Linked DNA regions of Homo sapiens: region 1 is linked to region 2. The links are chromatin contacts, found by Hi-C in ENCODE. All regions are on one chromosome and are shown on one strand. The core of a region is the stretch at or near the end of the contact, and the rest is flanking DNA. Distances in the headings are between cores, read along the strand shown.

Evidence for each region. A loop is a pair of places that touch in the nucleus more often than their neighbours do. Pooled maps may share reads with other maps.
Region 1: a map of PC-9 shows a loop between it and region 2 (2.1-fold over the local background). The contact joins two enhancer-like sites. A Hi-C loop is called at or near these places in 2 of 168 maps with a recorded cell type or tissue (PC-9 and endothelial cell of umbilical vein) and 4 of 50 pooled maps.

What each region holds. Positions count from the first base shown.
Region 1 is chr3:110,566,071-110,569,765 of GRCh38, reverse strand. The region is part of intron 3 of LOC105374037 (a long non-coding RNA gene); the gene reads left to right. Among named protein-coding and RNA genes, the nearest start is that of NECTIN3-AS1, 500 kb to the left of the region's middle. Within about 2 kb of position 1,270, at least 2 of the 41 ENCODE cell types and tissues checked have a DNase peak (open chromatin) inside an H3K27ac peak, as active enhancers do.
Region 2 is chr3:110,418,961-110,422,805 of GRCh38, reverse strand. No RefSeq gene overlaps it. Among named protein-coding and RNA genes, the nearest start is that of NECTIN3-AS1, 650 kb to the left of the region's middle. Within about 2 kb of position 2,270, at least 5 of the 41 ENCODE cell types and tissues checked have a DNase peak (open chromatin) inside an H3K27ac peak, as active enhancers do.

The sequences.
Region 1 (3,695 bases), core at 21-2,520, 150 kb before region 2:
TAACAGGTAGTTGTTATGTATAATATATAAGTACATCTTCAAGTACTGCAAGAAAATGTTTTAAGTTTGTTTTAAACATCGACATGGTATATAAAGAACCAAAGGAAAAAAAAGTAAAATAAAAAACAACTTGCAATTTTGCAGGTATTTACTATTTTCTGTGTTCTTTAATGTTTTCTTGGAATCTGAGTTTCTATCTGGTATCACTTCTCTTCAGTTTGCACAATTTACTTTAGTATGTCTTATAGTGCAGATTTGCTGGTGTTGAGTTTCTGAAAATATCTTTATTTTGCCCTCATTCTTAAGTAATATTTTTATTAGTTATCGAATTCTGGGTTAGCAGGTTTTCCTCCCTTTTTTTATTTTCTTTTTCTTTTCGAAACATTCATCACAAAGGTGTTGTTTCAGTCTTTTGTGGGAACCTCTATTTATGGTGAGAAGTCAGCTAGTAATGGGTTTGTTGTCACCCTGTACATAATATGTCATTTTCTATTTGCTGCTTTCAAGTTTTGTTCTTTATATTTGTCCTTCAACAGTTTCACTATGATGTACCTCAGCACAGACTTTTTTGTTTGGTTGGTTTTTTCTATTTAGGGTACCTTTAGCACCTTATATCTCCAAATTCCTGTCTTTCAACACTTTTAGAAAAATTTTCACTATTATTTCTTTAAATATTAGTTTTCTGATTTGTTTCCTTTCTATTATTTTGGTATTAAAATTACATGTATGTTTGACAATTTTGTATAATCTAACAAGTCCTTATGGCTTTATTATTTTCTCTATATTCTTCACCTTCGATGATTTTCATCACCTGTCTGAAAGTCCCCTTAATCTTTCTTTTTTCTTTGCTTATATTTTTATTTATAAAGACATCATGTTTTATTTTATTTCACTGAGAATAGATATAACAGGTAGCTTCAAATTCATGCCAGTTAGTTTCAATATTTTCTTTTCTTTTGAGAAAATGTTCCATCTTCTTAGTTCTTATTTTACATAATCTTGGATTGCATATTAGACACTCTGAATGTGAAGTCATGGAGGATCTGTATTGTGTTATTTTCTCCAATGAGTGTTTCCTTTGTTGTATAAAGTAACTTTTTTTCAGATGGGATTGAGTTGCAAACTGCTTCTTGGACAGCTCTCTGGTCTCAATTTAGGCCTATGGTCTTTAAGTGAATCGTTTTTAGTCTGTTCTGTAAATGCATGATTCAGGAATTAGTCAGAGATGTGAGAAAACTTTAGGGATTCCCTCTATGACTCTTTCCCTTTGGCTATTCCCCGACTCTCTGCAGCATTTGTGGTTTCTCTGCTTCAGTATTCTGGTTCCCCAGGCCAGAAAGACTGTGGGCTTTTGGTACACATGTCTTTATTACTACTGTATGAGAGGTGTGGACTGAAATTAGTTCAAGGTTAAAAGCTGTGGGGACTGTTACTTCCCTGTCCAGCTTCTGTCTTTCTTCCTCAGGTTAGTCTGTGCAGAATCTGTTTCTGCTCAATCTCCAGCACCTTCAGGGAGTTGCTGTTTGCAATATGTCCAGATTTTATAGTAGTTTTCTTCAGCATGTTTATTGAGTAAGGTCTAAGATTTTTGTACCTACAAGAGGAAGAGGCTCCCTCTTGATGAATTGCTATAGTTTTTGAATCTGCTTTGAAGTATTCCTTGAATATATAATATTTAATGGCCTGCTAAATATTAAGTATTTTTGAGGCAAGGCAATGTCATGTTCATCTTCGTGGCTGTAGCACACAGTGAGTATTCAATATGCTTCTGTAGGATTTAGCTGAAATTAAACCACACTGACATAAAAGTATGCAATAGAGAAAGGATCTACCCACTAGAGGGGAGACGAACAGAGAGCTTCAAAGATGCTAATTGAGGCATAAAACTTATGCTATACTCATTTAATAGCATAAAGCTATATACAAGTCTCATTGTAGCAGGACAAGCCGCAGACAAAACTCCTCAGACACCGAGTTAAAGAAGGAAGGGGTTTATTCGGCCGGGGGCATCGGCAAGACTCCTGTCTCAAGAGCTGAGCTCCCTGAGTGAGCAATTCCTGTCCCTTTTTAGAGCTCACAACTCTAAGAGGGTGTGCGTGAGAGGGTCTTGATCGATTGAGCAAGCAGGGGGTACATGACTGGGGGCTGCATGCACCGGTAATTAGATCGGAACAAAACAGGATAGGGATTTTCACAGTGCTTTTCTATACAATGTCTGTAATCTATAGATAACATAACCGATTAGGTCAGGGGTCGATCTTTAACTACCAGGCCCAGGGTGTGGCGCCGGGCTGTCTGCTTGTGGATTTCATTTCTGCCTTTTAGTTTTTACTTTTTCTTTCTTTGGAGGCAGAAATTGGGCATAAGACAATATGAGGGGTGGTCTCCTCCCTTATCATAAGTACAAAACCCTCTCAGATGACCAACTTGTACATTTTAAATCCCTTAGTGGCTGCCCTTTTTGTTTAACATGAGCTCATCTTGTTTAAACTATACTAGTAGAGAATGAAGCTAGTGTATCATTTTTTCAGGAATTCCAGAGCCTTTACACATGAGAGCAGCTCGGAGAGGATAAACATAGCAGAGAAAAGGTAAAGAAGGAAAGACAGTACATCCAAGAACACCACCAACTTTGACTGAAAAATGCCCTCTTACTTCATTAACGTATTCCATCTTAATCACTGTGGATGCAGTAGTTTTCTATATCAAGACAATCAATTCATTGCAGCAGAGTTTAAATATTCTGCACTCTGGGTTATAGGACTTCATTTTAAATAAAAATGTTATGTATGCTGAGGCAATTGAAAACATTTTATTGCTCTTAGTATTGTGATATCCAGACATATATTCTGGCTTTCCATTTTCTCTTCACTGATTAACTTTGTAGAAAAGTCATAGGCCTTGAATGTTTTATAAATTAAATTGTTGATCTATCAATAAAATTTTAATATTTATTTTGTGATCAATGTAATGTTTCTTCATTTTTAAGATGTTAGAAGGTTTTTCCAAAGTCAATCTGAGTTTAACTTTCAGTTTGAAATAAATTAAGTTGAAGTTTTAGTACCAGATTTTAAAAAAGAAAGAAAGAAAGAAAGGAAAAAAAAACTGTAAAGTGCTCTTTTGCCTACAACAATAGTAATCAAAAGGCTAAAATTATCCAGGTATTGAATCCCGATATGTGAGAATAAAAGTGCTTTTTGAGTACAGAAAAACTAAGTATGAAAATATTCCTTAAACTTTGGAGAAGATTAAGGAGTAAAGAGCACAAAGTTTGCTCTTAATCTGATGCCCAGAAATAATGGACCATTCTTTCTAAGTAGAAAGTTTTATAGACTATTTTATAAAATTGCCACATAGGCTAACTCTCAACTATCTTCATTTATAATACTAACTTGTGCCCAACACAGCTATTTCCTCTTCTCATACTACCTATATAACTAAGTAAACATATGGTGCTGTCTATTTGAGTTTCATTATGGAAAAAATGCATGCAAGAAGACAACAGTATTTGTATTTTCTATATCTGAGTATTCTGATTAATATAAAGTCTTAATGAGTTATTTCACTTGTTGAAAGATTATAACAAAAAGATGTAAATACACCATTTACCTAACAAATAAGAATAATTATCTGGTAATTGGAGAAGGGTATTTCTGTCTTGTTTAGAATTTTCAGAATAATACTTTTGATTATCT
Region 2 (3,845 bases), core at 1,021-3,520:
GGTCTGTAACATAGTTCTTGGCCAATTTCTCGCTGGTATTGGCAAAGAAAATCTAGCAAATATAGAAGGTTGAAATGAAAATAGTAAATAATGTTATCTTAAATGGTGGAATTCAAGTTGGACTGTGATACTTTATGTTCAGTCTTGACTTAGAGATTATTCTCACGATTGCCCTTTTTACTTTCTTGTCATTTCCGCATTACCACCACTCTCACTATCTTCACCACTATCACTATCATCATTGTCATTAATAATTCTTACTGACTATTCTCAGGGTACTGCTGCAAAAGCTCAGATAATCTCTTAGTCTGTTTTGTGCTGCTATAATAGAATATCTGAGACTGGGTAATTTGTAGGGAACATAAGTTTATTTCTCACATTCTGGAGGCTGGAAAGTCCAAGATCAAGATGCCAGCATCTTTCAAGGGTCTTCTCGCTACATCATCCCATAGCAGAAGAGTGGGAGGGCAAAGAGAGGGCAAGGGAGAGACAAAAGAAGGCAAAACTGTCTTTTTACAAGAGACCCACTCTTGTGATAAAGCCACTAATTTATTCATGAGGGCAAAGTCTTTATGGCCTAATCACCTCTCATTAGGCCCCACCTCCCAAAACTTCCACTGGAGATTAAGTTTTCAATGCCTGCTTTTGGGGAGACACTGTCAAACCATAACAAAATCAAAATGTAGAATGTATGAAAGAGCTGCTTTTCTACAACCATTGTCCTTTAAAATGGTTGACCCCAATGATATACACATGACATTCATTTAAAAAGTTTGAAATGCACTGTTTTTGAATTCCCACAAATTTAACAAAGAATAGATAATTTATGAAGAGTTATGAATATAGAGAAGAAAGGCACTTGATACAGTTGGTCACAAAATGCTTCATATTTAGACAGCAAGGCAATCCAATCTAAGAGAGAAAATTGAAATAAAGAAGCAGAAAATATTTCTCCCTTAGGGCTTAGGGGATGGGGAATGGAAGATACTCTGTCTACAGATAAGGTCACTGATGACATGGTGATATGTAAGGATTTACAAATTCTAAAATATTATTCCATGTTGCTTAAAATTTCCATTAGAATAATACATCTGGGCTATGCACACATAAACACACACATGCATGATTTTCAGAAGAAACAGTTTTGGTAACTGGGCTTTGTGCTCTTTTAAACATACTGCAGGCACATCTGAGCTGAGATAAAAGGGGCAATGGGTACCTGGCCTTGTAACAATGTTTCTCTCTCCTTGAGTTTTTCTTCTGTTGATAGAACTGGTTTTATATCTATGTTTGTGATGGTTAATTTTATGTGTCAACTCAGCTGGGCCATGGTGCCCAGATATTTGATGAAGCATTATTATGGATGTTTTCTGTAAAGGTGTTTTTTAGATGAGATTAACATATAAGTCAGGGAACTTTTGAGTAAAGAAAAGAGCCCTCTGTAACATAAGTGGGCTTCATCCAATCAATTAAAGGCCTAAATAGAAAAAAAAGACTCAACCTCCACAACAAGAATAAATTCTGCCACAGACAGCCTTTGGACTCAAACTTCAACTCTTCCCTGAGTCTCCAGACCGGTGACCAACGTTACAAGATTTTGGATACACTGAGCCTCCATAATTGCATGAGCCAATTCTTTAAAATGAACCTCTGCTTATATATATACATTTAGATATTAACATATAAACACACACACTCATAGCCTGTGGATTCTGTTTCTCTGGAAAACTCTGGGTAATACAGATTTTGATGCTAGGAGTGCTTCTATCAGCAACTAAGTTTTTAGTGAGTATAGTTTTTTCTTTTTTTAATAATGAAAAGTACAGTTGACTCTTGAACAATGCGGTTGTTAGAGGCGCCAACCCCCATGCAATGAAAAACTCACATGTAGCATTTGACTCCTTTAACTTCTAACTAGTAATAGCCTACTGTTGACCAGAACCCTTATTGACAACATAGTCTATTAACACATATTTTATATATGTATTATATGCTTTTATATACGTATTATATACTTTCTTAGTAACATTGTTTTTCCTCTAGCTTATTTAATTGTGCAATTGAATTTGTACAACTGAATTTGTACAATTAAATAAGCTAGAGGAAAAACAATGTTACTAAGAAAATTACAGGGAAGAGAAAATATATTTGCTATTTATTATGTGGAAATGAATCATCATAAAGGTCTTCATCCTCATTGTGTTTACAGTGTGTAGGCTGAGGAGGAGTAAGAAGAGAAGAAATTGGTGTTGCTGTCTCAGATGTGGCAGACGCAGAAGAAAACTCATGTATAAGTGGACTCGTGCAATTCAGATGCATGTTGTTCAAAGGTCAACTGTATTTGCAATTGTGAGAAAAGCATAAACTCTGCTGTCAATTCTTGTATTTTGGAGGAAAACATGGTTTTGTTTTGCAAAAAAGTTATGAGTTTTATAATTTTCTTCCTTCCTCCCTCCCTCCCTTCCTTTCTTTCCTTTTTTTAAAATAATGATGCAATGATTACTCAGCTGGAATGCTGTGACTCAGAAGTGAAAAATTAGCAGATCCAATAAATAAAGGCAAAAATGGTACTTGAAATTCACAACACATAGTAATTCGCATGGGTGGTTAAATCTTAGAAAACCTAGTTAGGATAAAGTGTCTAAGATGCAGCTTTGAAAGTTTAGCTTACTGTCTTTATCACATTTGTGAATGGAATCATAATGCTTTATTTGCCAAGATTTTATTAGTTCTATAAATCTTTTTTTCAAGATGTATTGTGCCTTGTTCTTAAATATCTAGCTTAAGAAAAAAAAAGACATACATTTTTCTGTGCTTCTCAGGATTTCATACAATTTCTTTGTTAATTCATATATTTGAGAATGTTAGAGGCACAGTGTGAAATTGTTGTCTGTAATGATAATGGGTAACCACCAAAGATCCAACCATAAAAACATAATAGTGATGACGTTTCTCAACATTAATAGAAACAAAATTTCTTTATCTTAGAGATTTCAAGGTCTTATAAACCAAGGAATGCATTTCTCAGAGGAAAAGCAATAAAGTACAAATTCACCAAGTGACCAATTACGAATTTCTCACAGGGCAATAAACTTTCTTCATATTTCCTAATACTCAAGCAAGAGTCTGTTCTATGTATCAAAAGATACTAAGAAATGTTTATTAATGTGACTAGTTATTACAAAGAAAAATTCTTATTCCTGACATATTACATATGGAGAACTAAGTGGGTAGGCCAATTTGTATTTCAAAAGAATGGAGTTAGATAGACCTAAATGTAATGTTACTTTAAGGCAGATATTCTGCAGAATCAAATTAGGTTTAGTAGAGACATTAAAAAACATCTCACCATAGTGGACTTGTGTGTCCAACTCAAGGTATATTCCAACAATGCTCATCCCTTTACTTGAGTAGCTCAGTACTGAGACCTTAATTTTAATTTGCATGCTGTGTGACATTCCACCGGGTGGCAGGCTTAATTCTATGACCTCGTGATTCCCATGTCACTTTTGTTTTGTATGTTTCATGGTGACTTCCTTCTTTGACTTATCCTAGGCATGACAGCTCATGCCTGTTCAGTTCTATCTCATACATTTTTTCAAGGGTTTCTCAAAGTTCTTTTTTTTCTGTACTGAGCAATCTTTATGAAGGCAAATGTCATGTGAAGTGAAGCATTCAGGAAAATTTCTCTGTTTGTTATTTAACACTTATGAAAATGTCTCCTTCTCTGTCCACATACTTAAGCTTCTTGATATTCTCCCTGTTTTAGCCTTGATGTTAAATTAGATGACTTTAAGTAGAAGCCACAACATTTTTTTTCTACTGGGCAACAGGAAAAAAAACTT